2 separate regions of the Homo sapiens genome follow, and region 1 is linked to region 2. A link is a contact called in ENCODE Hi-C or POLR2A ChIA-PET data. All regions are on one chromosome and are shown on one strand. Each heading gives the region's core, a stretch centred on a gene start or an enhancer-like site at or near the end of the contact. The rest is flanking DNA. Distances are from core to core; before and after follow the strand shown.

What was found. A loop is a pair of places that touch in the nucleus more often than their neighbours do. ChIA-PET counts read pairs that join two places held with the same protein, here RNA polymerase II (POLR2A). Pooled maps may share reads with other maps.
Region 1: a pooled map shows a loop between it and region 2 (3-fold over the local background). The contact joins the promoter of UHRF1 here to the promoter of DAPK3 in region 2. A Hi-C loop is called at or near these places in 5 of 50 pooled maps. POLR2A ChIA-PET finds 5 or more read pairs at or near these places in 3 of 52 experiments (T-cell, activated CD4-positive, alpha-beta T cell and activated CD8-positive, alpha-beta memory T cell).

Annotation. Positions count from the first base shown.
Region 1 is chr19:4,906,344-4,912,964 of GRCh38, reverse strand. UHRF1 (ubiquitin like with PHD and ring finger domains 1) reads right to left here and starts at 3,464. Exons shown (of 17, transcript NM_001048201.3): 1 at 3,310-3,464; 2 at 1,927-2,089. The coding sequence starts at 2,079. It also overlaps a transcript of ARRDC5 not described here. RefSeq lists silencers at 2,606-3,125, 3,626-3,705 and an enhancer at 3,525-4,431.
Region 2 is chr19:3,968,763-3,975,936 of GRCh38, reverse strand. DAPK3 (death associated protein kinase 3) reads left to right here and starts at 4,838. Exons shown (of 9, transcript NM_001348.3): 1 at 4,838-5,016; 2 at 6,108-6,263. The coding sequence starts at 6,202. RefSeq lists silencers at 4,854-4,983, 5,972-6,266 and enhancers at 5,155-5,786, 5,787-6,416.

The DNA.
Region 1 (6,621 bases), core at 2,215-4,714, 940 kb before region 2:
AATATAATAAGACCCCATCTCTACAAAAGATACAAAAACTAGCCAGGCATGGTGGTGCATGCCTATAGTCCTAGCTACTTGGGAGGCTGAGGCTGGAGGATTGCTTGAGCCCAGGAAGCTGAGGCTATAGTGAGCTGTGATCGTGCCACTGCAACACAGCCTGGGCAGAGTGAGATCCTGTCTCAAATAGGAACAACAACAAAAAAAATCAATGAAAACAGAACCAAAAACAAATACTGAGCTCTAGGTACTGACGGTGTGCTGCAGTAATAAGGGAAAGGTGGACTGGTGTCTGCAACTTACTTTGAAATGCATCCCAAAAAGATGGATTGGCGGGCAGAGAGAAAGACAGAGCGCTTCAAGATAAACCTAATAAGTCAGAATACCGATGGTGAAATCTACATGGCAGGTGTGTCTAGGTGTTTTCCCATTCCTGCATGGTTGAAATGCAAAAGTTAAAATGCTAGCTCGGTGGCTGGCATAGAGTGGATACTCAGCATTATCTCCTCTCCTGAACTTGGGAGCATGAGAGTCCAACCCGCCACTGACCTACGCTGTGAACTTAGAAGGTCCTTGCAGGCTTCAGAAACTCTTTGTGAAATGAAGCCTTCTGTGCTGACCCAATAGGCTGAGTGGCAAATCAAAATCAGTTTGGATGCCACAAAGGGAGCACGCATCATAGGAGGAGGGAGGAAGAGAGCGCCAGGCGGAGCTCCTCTGTCGAGCCCGGCCCTGCCTCTTCTCTGCACACACGCGGCTTGCACCGTCAACTCCCCAAGTTCTCCAGATCGCCTCCTCCCGGGGCAGGGCGGGTTAACTCAGATTCTTAAGACTCAAGTCATCACGTCTCTTACGGGAAGAGGGCTAATGAAGGTCTCCTATGGCATGCAAGCCAGAGAAATTAATCATCAGGTCTCATCTGGAGTGAGCAGGCATGATCCTCCCAGCCCCCAAAAACCCCTGGCCGGGCGCAGTGTTTATTTTCCAACCTAGACACCAGATGGCAGCAGTACCCGGTTCAAAATCCAACAACAACACAGTGGGGTACACGCAGCTCAACTGACGACTTTTAATCCAGTTCCAGTAGTCTACGCCCGTCCCCACGGTCCAACCAACTCCAGCAGATGGGACCTACACCTTCGATCACACTGTCTCATCCTGCCGGGAAACCCCACTCCCAGTAGGTCCCACAGTCCCCCACAAAAACACCAACCAAAGTAGCACCTCCACCCCCAGGTGCCAATGGAGGGAGCGCCCCAAACGTGGCAGCTATGAAATCAAAGGGGGACATTTTAAATGCAACGAGGGGCTGGAGACAGAACAGAGAAAGAGACGAGGGTCGGTGGACCCCTCGGGGACCACACGCCCCAGGTCAGCAGCAGCCGCAGCACAGCAGGCTCAGGGTGGCGGAAATTCCTGATTAGCAAGCGCCATCTCCAGACTCTGAATAAGCTAATCCAAATTTTTAGAAACAAACACTCGCAGGGTCTGATGCTTAACCGGTACAGGCTGAGAGCAATTGGTGGTGGATGTTTAAAAAAGAAAACCTGGTCCCCTCCGTCCTAGCTACCAGATGGTCCTGGGCCCTTTCTCGAAAATTCCTCAGCCTTCCATCGGCCACCTCCAAAACTTCTTTCTCTAGCCATTATTTTGAGGCGGAGCTTTGAAAAAAGAAGTTTAAAAGCCCAGACCCTATAGATTCGAGGGCCAGCCGCCAGCCCAGCGTGTCAATCTGTGAGTCCTCCCTTTGTTCCTTCCTCTCGCAGGCATTTGAGGTTTCTGTGGACTTCTCCTTCCGGGAGAGATGAAGTGGGACCGGACGAGGTTGTTGGGGGGGGAGGTGGGAGGGAGAAAGTATCGGCTGGTGGCTGCAGAGGCGCGAGGCCTGGACCAGGCATAGAACAAAGGTGCTGGCGGCGGGTGTACCTGTTTGCCCCTGTAGAACAGCCTCTGCAGGCCTGGCTCCACGTGGAACAGCTCCTGGATCTTCCGCCTCAGCTCCTCCACCTTGGTCAGCCTGGACAGCGAGTCCACCGTGTGGGTCTGCCTCCCGTCCATGGTCCGAACCTGGATCCACATGGTGTCGGCGCTGAGGGGAGGGACAGCAAAAACCCCCATCAGTTTTACCAGCACCTCTGAGCCATGCCATGCTCTAAGGAGTCGGGGTTGCTTTTGTCCGGCCTGTGGACACCAGGAAACTCCCAGGATGCCCTTCCAGTCCTCCTGTACAGCCAGACCCTGGCCAGGACCAGACACAACAAATTAAGCACTTAAGGCATTAACGACTAGCCAAGTGTTGAAGATTGAGGAGGAAGGAGAATGAAAAGAGGGAATTGAAAGAAAAGCAGAAGGTCCAACCCATCCCTCCTTCCCCACGACCAGAGGAGAAAGGAGGCCCGGGCCAAGTGGCCGAGTTGGTTCGTTTATTCATTCATTCATTGATTCATTCATTCCTCGGATTCCTATTTACGGAAGAGGGAATCCCAGAAGTCCAGCGCGGGCCGGAACTTCAGAAGTCCCGGGGGAACTCAACCAAGTGCCACTGAGAGGGAAAAACCCCACCCGAGATCCGCGGACCCCGGGACCCCTCGGTGCCCACGCCCCCCCTCCTTGCCGGCCCCCCCCGCGCGCGTGCGCGACCGGGCCCGCCCCGCGGTGGCCATGGTAACCGGCCGCCCCGTCCCGGCCACCCGCGAGCGCGCGCGCCCCGCGACTCACCTCGACCTCCAACCCCCGGCAGCTCGCGCCCCTCCAAACCCTGGACCCTCGGCGTCCCTCCCGCACTCCCACTGGCCCGCGCGGGTCGCGCCAGCGAGCCCACGCCCACCCCCGCCGCCGGGACTACAGAGGGGGCCCCCGCTCGTCAAGTCCCGCCCCCCTTCACTTGAGCCGCCTCTTATTGGCTCCGCAGCACCCGGCCGCCCCGCCCCGCTCGCTCCCCATTGGCCCAGATGCTCCCGGGGAACTCAGGGCGCGCGAAATCGGGCTCGGGCGCGACAATTGAATCGCGGGGCGCCCCGCGCGCAGGCGCGGAGCCTGACATCCTCCCCGGCGGCTCGCCAGGCCCTCCCCCACCCGGCGCGCTCGACCCCCCGCCGGGCTCCGGGGACGCAGCGCTGGTCCCGGCTCCAGCCGGATGTGTGCCGGGGAACGATTCCCGAGGGTTAGGTGGAAGGGGAGGCCCTGGATCCCGGGACAGAGTGCGGGACATGCGTGCGCCCGGGCTGGCCGCGCGGGAAAGTTTTGCAAAGTTCCCGAGCCCCGTGCGCCCGGCCCGGGCTGGCACCCCGACCCGGCCCGCCCGCTCACCTCTCCGGTCGCCGCGAACAGCTTGTCTGCCTGCGCGCGTGGCCCGGCTGGGGATGGCGATGAAACCGCGTGCGTGGCCCGGACCCCGCGCGGACTTGCGTGCGACCCGGAGCGCCCGCTCGGCAAACGCTGCCCGCCGCGCTGCCAGCTGCTCTGATTTTTTTCCCGCGAAAACTCGGCATTTGGGAGTTGCGGGGCCGCAGGAGGCCGTGCCGGGGGCGGGCGCCTGCCTCCTGATTGGCCGACGCAGTGGCGGGAAGCGAGAAAGAGGGTGGGGGGCGCCCCCGCCTCTGTCCACGGCGCCTCCGCCTAGTGGGCCACGGCTCCGCCCAGCCCTGCGCGCTCTGCTGGGCGCGCCCAGCGTGCAAAGGGGCTGCGTGGCAGGGCCTGGTCACCCCCCGCACGTGGACACCCCAGGAGCCTTGGGGACCCCCAGGGTACAGACCCCCTGAACTCTTAAGTCCAAGTCCGTTCGCAGCCCCCCACTCGCACGCATTGACCAGTAGGTCTAAGAAGGCCGGAATCAATGTGTAAATACTGCGAGGGAATGTGGGGGGCCCCTAGGAGACCACCTGCACCCTGATGGCTCGCCCGATCGCCCCAAGCCCCACTGCCTGGCGTCAGGGCCTGCCAGGGCTCCCCACTCTACCCACCCGCAGGGCTTGTTTGCTGTCTTTTCCCGCCTCGTTTTCCCGCCTTCTCCAGGCTGTCCAGGCGGGCAGGGCTGCCCTGCCCCCTCCGCCCTGTCTGTTCCACTCTGACCAGTCCTGGCGGGCACAGGAGTGACCTGTGCTGGGCACCTACAAAGCAGCCGGACAGGTTGCTCAGAGCTGCAGAACCCAGCGGTGTACATGGCAGACCCAGTTGGTGGTCTCAGGGAGGGAAAATTCCTATCTGGGGGAGACAGGCAAGAAATGAATAACTAAAGCAGATAATTTCAGATGATTCCTTATAGGAGAGTGACCAGCAGCCATGTGGTGGGAGGCGGGGAGAGAGGATACTCTCTCACTGGGGCCACTGCGGTGGGCCTCTCAGAGAAGATGACATTTGAGCTGGAATCGGAGATGAGACTCCAAGGACAGATGGGTCTAGGAGGGAAAGTCAAACCCAGAGGCCGGAAAAGGCTTAGAGGTGTCCAGGGAGCAGGAAGGGGCTGGTGTGGTTGGGGCCCACTGAGCAAAGGGGAGGGGGAGTTGAGGTCAGAGGGGTGATATATAATACCTTGAAGGCCACCGGGGAGGACTTTGGTCTTTCCCTTGAGAGCTGTGAGCAGAAAAATGTTGAGTTCCCACTTAGCTTTTTACAGTTTCTTCGTCACTCTATTAAGTCTCCTCTATCTGGTCAGTGGGACTTCTGCTATGTCCCTAATATAGGAGACAGATCATGGCCCCCGAAGATATGCGTCTCTAGACCCCCACGTCCTCGCCCCCAGGATCTGTGAATACAGTGCCTTACACAGCTAAAAGGACTTTGCAACTTTGCAGGTGTGATTCAGTTAATGATTTTGAGTTGGGGAGCGTCTCCTGGGTGATCCAGGTGGGCACAATGTCCTTAAAAGGTCCTAATAAGTGAAAAAGGGATACAAAAGGTCAAAGTCAAAGGAGATGGGAAAGTGGAAGCAGGCTTTACAATGATCAGGCCAAGGGCCGGGCGCGTTGGCTCACACCTGTAATCCCAGCACTTTGGGAGGCCGAGGCAGGCAGATCACCTGAGGTCAGGAGTTCGAGACCAGCCTGACTAACATGGAGAAACCCCGTTTCTACTAAAAACACAAAATTAGCCTGGCGTGGTGGCACATGTCTGTAATCCCAGCTACTCGGGAGGCTGAGGCAGGAGAATCGCTTGAACCCAGGAGGCAGAGGTTGTGGTGAGCCAAGATCGCGCCATTGCACTCCAGCCTGGGCAACAAAAGCAAAACTCAGTCTCAAAAAAAAAAAAAAAAAAAAAAAAAGATCAGGCCAAGAGGCAAGGAAGATGGGCAGCCTCTGGTGGCTAGAAAAAGCAAGAAAGACTCCTAGAACCCGCCCTGCCCCTAAAATTTATTTCAGACTTCTGACCTCCCAAACTGTAAGATGATAAATGTGTGGGCCGGGCGTGGTGGCTCACACGTGTAATCCCAGTACTTTGGGAGGCCGAGGCAGGCAGATAACTGGAGGTCAGGAGTCGCCAGACTAGCCTGGTCAACATGGTGAAACCCCATCTCTACTAAAAATACAAAAATTAGCCAGGTGTGGTGGCCGGCGCCTGTAATCCCAGCTACTCGGGAAGCTGAGGCAGAGAATTGCTTGAACCTGGGAAGCGGAGGTTCCAGTGAGCAGAGATCGTGCCACTGCACTTCAGCCTGGACAACAGAGCGAGACTGTGTCTCAAAAAAAAAAATTAGCTGGGCAGGGTGGTGTGTGCCTATAATCCCAGCTACTCAGGAGATTGAGGCAGGAGAATCACTTGAACCCAGGAGACGGAGGTTGCAGTGAGCCAAGATCGAGCCAGTGTACTCCCACCTGGGTGACAGAGCAAGGCTCTATCAACAAATAAATAAATGTGTGTTTTGCAGCCACTGAGTTTGTGGTCCTTTGTCATAGCAGCCTTGGGAAGCTCCTGCATTCTAATCCACGATGTCCAGATGGTGCTGTTCACTGTTTGCAACCTCAGTACACGATCAACGCTACTGCACACAATTCTAGACCCTCAGCCATCAGCCAGGTAGAACCCACACCACAGGTATGAGCAGGCCCACCTGAGGGTGTGAGACGGCTTGAGCTCTTCCAAAATGACAGCACCTGCTGCAGGAACCTAGCCTATTTCTATCAGAACACATCATCTGTTTGTAGCGCTGTTGCGAAAACTCAACGTGGCTGAAAGAGGGAATACATTTTTCTTTTTCTTTTTTTCTTTTTCTTTTTGAGATGGAGTCTTGCTTTGGTGCCCAGCCTGCAGTGCAGTGGTATGATCTTGGCTCTCCGCAACCTCCACCTCCTGGGTTCAAGCAATTCTTCTGCCTCAGCCTCCCCAGTAGCAGGAACTAGAGGTCCGCACCACCATGTCCGGCTAATTTTTTATTTTTAGTAGAGATGGGGTTTCACCACATTGGCCAGGCTGGTCTCAAACTCCTGACCTTAGGTGATCTGCCCGCCTGGACTTCCCAAAGTGCTGGGATTACAGGCATGAGCCACTGTGATTGGCTGGGCATGCATTCTTCATGTACACGTGGTGAGGGGCACAGCCTAAGCACCTTGGATAATGGAAGTTAAGTGTCACAGAGGAGGTATCTAGCCCTCCCTGCAGAAAAGATACTGAGGACTGTTGATTGAG
Region 2 (7,174 bases), core at 3,589-6,088:
GTTAGGTGGAACGTTCTGGAATGGTGGGAATGCCCTACCCCTGTGTCATTCAGAGAAGCAGCTGCCAGCTGCGCGGGTCTGCTGAGCATTTGAAGTAGGATCAGTGCGGCAAGGAATTACGAGATGTCACTTTGAACGCATTTGGATGGCCCTGTGGAGCGAGGGGCTCTGGATTGAACTTCGCAGGTTTCAGCAACTTTCCGAATTGCTGACGAGCTCACAAGTTCTATCTGCCATCAGGATTTTCTGTGGTCACCCCAGTCCTGACTAGTTTATTAGAAACCCATTTTTTTTTTTTTTTTTTTTGAGATGGAGTCTCACCGTTTGCTAGGCTGGAGTGGAATGGCACCATCTCTGCTCACTGCAACCTCCACCTCCCGGGTTCAAGCAATTCTGCCTCGGGCTCCTGGGTAGCTGGGATTACATGCGTGTGCTACCACGCCCAGCCAATTTTTATATTTTTAGTAGAGATGAGGTTTCACCATGTTGGCCTGGATGATCTTGATCACTCGACCTTGTGATCCACCCGCCTTGGCCTCCCAAAGCGTTGGGATTGTACCACTGTGCCCGGCCTTGTAAACACTTTTTTAGAGGCAGAGTCTTGCTGTCTCCCAGATGAGTATAGTGGTGCAGTCAGCTCACTGCATCCTCCACCTCCTGGACTCTCCTGCCTCAGCCTGCCAGGTAGCTGGGACTCCAGGCATGTGCCACCATGCCCAGCTAATTTTTATTTATTTTGAGACAGAATTTTGCTTGGCCTGGTTGGTCTCGAACTCCTGACCTCAAGTGATCTGCCCGCCTCGGCCTCCCAAAGTGCTGGGAATTATAGGCGTGAGCCACTGTGCTGACCTAATTTTTACTTTTTTTGTAGTAATGGGGTCTCACTATGTTGCTCAGGCTGGTCTCCTTCCCGGGCTCAAGCGATCCTTCTGCCTCAGCCTCCCAAAGTGCTGGGATTTCAGGTGTGAGCGCCAATAGCTTAGAAAACTATTTGTTTTTCTAAATAGTGCCTAAGATGTGAGGAGGCCTAATCTTGTCAGTGCTGATAAGGTTAACATGATCATTTTCCGCCTTTTACTCTGTCCTCAGGAAGGCAGGTGGGGACTGTGAAGTAGGGCTGTGGGGTTCTCGGCAAAGGCGGGGGCAGCTCTGGCCCTGCATTGTCAAGGCCAAGCCTCAGCTGAGGTTTTGCCCACATGTAGGTATGCCTGAGGTTTGGTTTGGCTGTCGCATTTGAATTGGGGCTGTAACTGACGCTGTTTCCAGCAGTCAGGGTAACGGATTACTGTGTTTCGAGAATCTCACTCTATCGCCCAGGATGGAGTGCAGTGTTGTGATCTTGGCTCACTATAGCCTCTGCCTCCGGATTCAAGTGCTCAAGCAATTCTTGTGCTTCAGCCTCCCGAGTAGCTGGAATTACAGGCGCCTATCACCAGGTCTGTGTAATTTTTGTATATTTAGGTGAGATGGGGTTTCACCATGTTGGCCAGGCTGGTCTCAAGCTCGACCGTAAGAGATCAGCCCGCCTCAGCCTCCCAAAGTGCTGGGGTTACAGGTGTGAGCCACCATACCGGGTCCTATTCTTTTTTAGTAGTGCAAACGTTAAGATGGTATGTGGAAGCTGAATTTTTTTTTTTTTTTGAGACAGTCTTTGCTCTGTCACCCAGGCTGGAGTGCAGTGGCTCAATCTTGGCTCACTGCAAGCTCCGCCTCCCGGGTTCACGCCATTCTCCTGCCTCAGCCTCCCGAGTAGCCGGGACTACAGGCGCCCGCCACCATGCCCGGCTAATTTTTTGTATTTATTAGTAGAGACAGGGTTTCACCGTGTTAGCCAGGATAGTCTCGATCTCCTGACCTCGTGATCCACCCGCCTCGGCCTCCCAAAGTGCTGGGAATTATAGGCGTGAGCCACTGTGCTGACCTAATTTTTACTTTTTTTGTAGTAATGGGGTCTCACTATGTTGCTCAGGCTGGTCTCCTTCCCGGGCTCAAGCGATCCTTCTGCCTCAGCCTCCCAAAGTGCTGGGATTTCAGGTGTGAGCGCCAATAGCTTAGAAAACTATTTGTTTTTCTAAATAGTGCCTAAGATGTGAGGAGGCCTAATCTTGTCAGTGCTGATAAGGTTAACATGATCATTTTCCGCCTTTTACTCTGTCCTCAGGAAGGCAGGTGGGGACTGTGAAGTAGGGCTGTGGGGTTCTCGGCAAAGGCGGGGGCAGCTCTGGCCCTGCATTGTCAAGGCCAAGCCTCAGCTGAGGTTTTGCCCACATGTAGGTATGCCTGAGGTTTGGTTTGGCTGTCGCATTTGAATTGGGGCTGTAACTGACGCTGTTTCCAGCAGTCAGGGTAACGGATTACTGTGTTTCGAGAATCTCACTCTATCGCCCAGGATGGAGTGCAGTGTTGTGATCTTGGCTCACTATAGCCTCTGCCTCCGGATTCAAGTGCTCAAGCAATTCTTGTGCTTCAGCCTCCCGAGTAGCTGGAATTACAGGCGCCTATCACCAGGTCTGTGTAATTTTTGTATATTTAGGTGAGATGGGGTTTCACCATGTTGGCCAGGCTGGTCTCAAGCTCGACCGTAAGAGATCAGCCCGCCTCAGCCTCCCAAAGTGCTGGGGTTACAGGTGTGAGCCACCATACCGGGTCCTATTCTTTTTTAGTAGTGCAAACGTTAAGATGGTATGTGGAAGCTGAATTTTTTTTTTTTTTTGAGACAGTCTTTGCTCTGTCACCCAGGCTGGAGTGCAGTGGCTCAATCTTGGCTCACTGCAAGCTCCGCCTCCCGGGTTCACGCCATTCTCCTGCCTCAGCCTCCCGAGTAGCCGGGACTACAGGCACCCGCCACCATGCCCGGCTAATTTTTTGTATTTATTAGTAGAGACAGGGTTTCACCGTGTTAGCCAGGATGGTCTTGATGTCCTGACTTCGTGATCTGCCCACCGTGGCCTCCCAAAATGCTGGAATTACAGGCGTTAGCCACCATGCCCTGCCACTTTTTTTTCTTTGAGATGGAGTCTCCCTCCGTCACCCAGGCTGTAGTATAGTGGCATGATCTCGGCTCGCTGCAACCTCCACCTCCTGGGTTCAAGCAATTCTCCTGCGCTAGCCTCCCGAGTAGCTGGGATTACAGGCATGTGCCACCAGGCCTGGCTAACTTTTGTATTTTTAGTAGAGACAGGGTTTCACCATGTTGAGCAGGCTGGTCTTGAACTCCTACTTCAAGTGACCTGCCCGCCTTGGCTGCCCAAGCTGTTGGGATTACGGGCGTGAGCCACCACACCTGGCCAACCCATTGTACGTTGAAAATGTAAATAAAAAATATAAAGGCCGGCTTGTGGCTCACGTCTGTAATCGCAGCACTTTGAGAGGCCGAGGCCGGCGGATCACAGATATTGAGACCATCCTGGCCAACATGGTGAAACCCTGCGTCTACTAAAAATACAAAAATCAGCTGGGAGTGGTGGCGTGCACCTGTAGTCCCAGCTACTCGGGAGGCTGAGGCAGGAGAATCGCTTGAACCCAGGAGGCAGAGATTGCAGTGAGCCCAGATCTCACCACTGCGTTCCAGCCTGGACGATAGAAGGAGACTGTCTCAAAAAAAAAAAAAAAAAAAAAAAAAGGCTGGGCAAGGTGGCTCATGCCTGTAATTCCTGCACTTTGGGAGGCCGAGGCGGGCGGATCAGGAGGTCAGGAGATCGAGACCATCCTGGCTAACACGGTGAAACCCTGTCTCTACTAATAAATACAAAAAATTAGCTGGGCGTGGTGACGGGCGCCTGTAGTCCCAGCTATTCGGGAGGCTGAGGCAGGAGAATGGCGTGAACCTGGGAGGTGGAGCTTGCAGTGAGCCGAGATTGTGCCAGTGTACTCCAGCCTGGGTGACAGAGCGAGACTCCGTCTCAAAATAATAATAAAAAATGAATTTAGGCCGGGCGCAATGGCTCACGCCTGTAATCTCAGCACTTTGGAAAGCTGAGGTGCCGGATCACCTGAGCTTAGGAGTTCGAGACCAGCCTGGGCAACATGGTGAAACCCCGTCTCTACTAAAAATACAAAAATTAGCCGGGCGTGGTGATGGGCACCTGTAATCCCAGCTACTTGGGAGGCTGAGGCACGAGAATCGTTTGAACCCGGGAGGTGGAGGTTGCAGTGAGCTGGATACCGCCGCTGCACTCCTGCCTGGGTGACAGAGTGAGACCCTGTCTCAAAAAATAAAATTAAAAAAAAAACAAACCTGATACCTCCCAGTGTTGTCAGTTGGCACATACTATGTCTCAATAAAATGCTTGCTGTTACCCTCTATTTTGAGACGAAGAGGGACCCTGTGTATGACAACCCCAGATTGACCTCATTTGCATTTTAAGTATTTAGAATGTGGGTAACAGTTTTCAGTGGAGGAAACTGCCACATAGGGACTAAAGCAGTCCCAGGGTCCACTCCAGGAGCTGCCAGGCGCGCTCGGCCACAGGTGAGCCATCCATTCGCCCAACCGGTGCTCCAGGAAGGCAGGAAGCGGGATGCAGGGCTTCAGCCTCACTTCTCGCAGCTTCAGCACCTGGGTCAGAGGAGAGGCGGGCGGGGCGATGAAGGGACCGGAAGTCGGCCTTTTTTCCGTCCGCTTGACCAGCGTCGACTGCAGCCAATGAAATCAGGGATGGCGAGTGTTCAGCCAGTGGTGAGGCTGCATCCGGGTGTGGGTGCCGAAAAGGCAGCTGGGGGCGGGACGTCGAGGTGCGGCACGAGCGGCGGGCGCACCGGCCAATAGGCGGCGGGGTTCGTTTCCCGGGGGTGGGCACTGGCGGGTGCGGTGACGTCGGCGCAGGCGCGTCGCGGCGGCAGGGGCGCGGGGCTTCTGGAGGCGGCGGCGGTGGCCAGCGCGGCGGCGCCGGCCGTATTCTCCGGGCTGCGGAGGGTAAAGAGCGGGCTCGGGCCGAGGCTGGAGGGCTGGGTGGGGCCAGAGCGGCGCTTCGGGGGCCCGCGGAGGACGAGGGAGGGAGAGAATCTGAGGAGCTGGTAGGTTTGGGGACCCATCTGGGTGACCGGGCCGGGGAAAGGGCTCGGCCGGGCGTGCGAGGGGCGTAGCGGCCCCAGGGATGCTGGAGCGGAGCCTTAGGGATGGGCAAGGCCTTGGGGGCGGGGGGAGGTTCTGCAAAGGGAGCCACTGGGGTCTGCCTAGGGGCTTGTGCGGAGATTGCGGGCGAGAAGGGGCAGAGGACGGTGGAGGAGACTCAGATGGGGCCCTTTTTGGCGGCCCGTTTTGGGGGGTAGGGGAGACGGCGGTTGGGGGACTTTGATACATGGAGCGTGGAGGAAGAGGTTAATCTTGCGAGGACAGTGGAGGTCAGCGGGGGAGGGAGGCAAAGTGGGCTTTCAGGAGCGTGGAAGGCGTCGTCCGGTTCTTGGAAAATTCAGAATTGGAGGGAGTCAGAGATGGTTGGGGGTGGGCGGGGGTGTTCCATCGATGAGGGTCTTAAGAGACCTGCCGAGGGCAAGGACCAGGAGGGGTTAAGGTAGTAACTTGGGAATTTTGATCGGAATGGCAGCACTTTGGGAGGCCTGGGACGATCGCTTGAGCCTTGGAGTTCCAGGCTGCAGTGAGCCATGATTGCACCACTGCACTCCAGCCAGGGCGACAGAGCGAGACTCCTTCTCAAAAAACAACAACACCAACAACAAAAGAAGTAGACTTGAGAACTTCGTTAAGACATTGGCCAGGGAGTAAGGTAGCCCTGGGATTTGAGGTTGAGGAGAACGTGCAGGAATGGTGGGGGATTTTGGCTGAGCAGGTTGAGAGAAGTCTAGGAGTGAGAGGCAAAAAAAGACGCAGGCAGCGTCGGGGAAATCAGAATTATGTGTCTGGAGAGAGTTTTGCGGGGTGAAGGTGGCCCAGTGGGGCTGTTACCAAACTTTTGAGTGGTTATGGGGCTCTAAGAGGTGACATGACAGGACCCAGCCCAGTAAACACAGCACCTCTTTTTGTCGAGTTTGGAGCTTCAGAGTGGAGAGGTGGGAGGCTTGTGTTTGCTGGACAGGTCTGTCCATTAATCTAGGAGAAAAGGGTGGTGTCTCAGTTCCTCACTTCTGTCTTTCCCTGTCTTCTCCAGGGTTGCCATTAGGGGACTCCTGAGGTCCTATCTCCAGGCTGCGGTGACTGCACTTTCCCTGGAGTGGAAGCTGCTGGAAGGCGGACCGGCCGCCATGTCCACGTTCAGGCAGGAGGACGTGGAGGACCATTATGAGATGGGGGAGGAGCTGGGCAGGTGAGCTGTCTGCCCGCACGGCTGGGCTCCAGGGATAGGAGAGAGGCGCTGTGGGGTTTTCTGAACAGCAGCTCTCCTTTCCTGTTCTTTATCCTGTATGCTGAGAAGGAATGAGTCAGTATCATGCGGTGGGGGAACGAATTTGGGCCGTGGAGTCAGACAGCCCCGGCTGTGAATTCCTGCTTGGGAATCCTCTGTGTGTTTCCTGTGGGGAGAAAAGTAATTGAGCCGTTACAGCAGCCAAGACCGTGCCTGGCATGGGGCACCAGAGCAACAGATGCCAGCTGCTTTTGTTATTAAAAGATGTGTCTTCTGCCTGGGCAACATAGCAAGACTCCATCCCTACAAAAAATAAAAATGAAAAAAAATTAACCAGGTGTGGTAGCTCATGCCTGTAGTCCCAGCTACTAGGGAAGCTGAGACGGGAGGATGGCTTGAGCCCAGGAGTTGGAGGAGGCTGCAGTGAGCTATGATCGTGCCACTGCACTGTAGCCTGGGCAACAGAGTGAAACCCCATTTATTTAAAAAAAAAAAAATCTCCCTGTGTTAATCCTCTTTTGTGGGAGGCACTTTAGTTTTTTTGCCCAGCTCTTGGATGTTTAAAGTGGGGGGAGGGAGGGGCGTGTCTCCCAGCTGGGCCCAAACCTCGGTCAATTGTTTAACATGCTTGTGGGAAAAAGCAGAGGTTTCCTCTTCCAGGGAGGCAGCTGATTTCCTGCCTGTCTGGGCCTTGGAGGGTCCCCCTGGGGCCCCACCCCCTCCAGACTAGCCAGGCACCACTAGGCCCTGCCTCCTTTTGTAGAGCCTCCAGCCTTATTTGGTGAGTTTGCTACTGGCCAGCCTCCCTGGAGCCTCCCCATGATGTCACCAGAAGGGAATGTAAATAAGTGAGCTCTGTGTCAGGCTAGGGA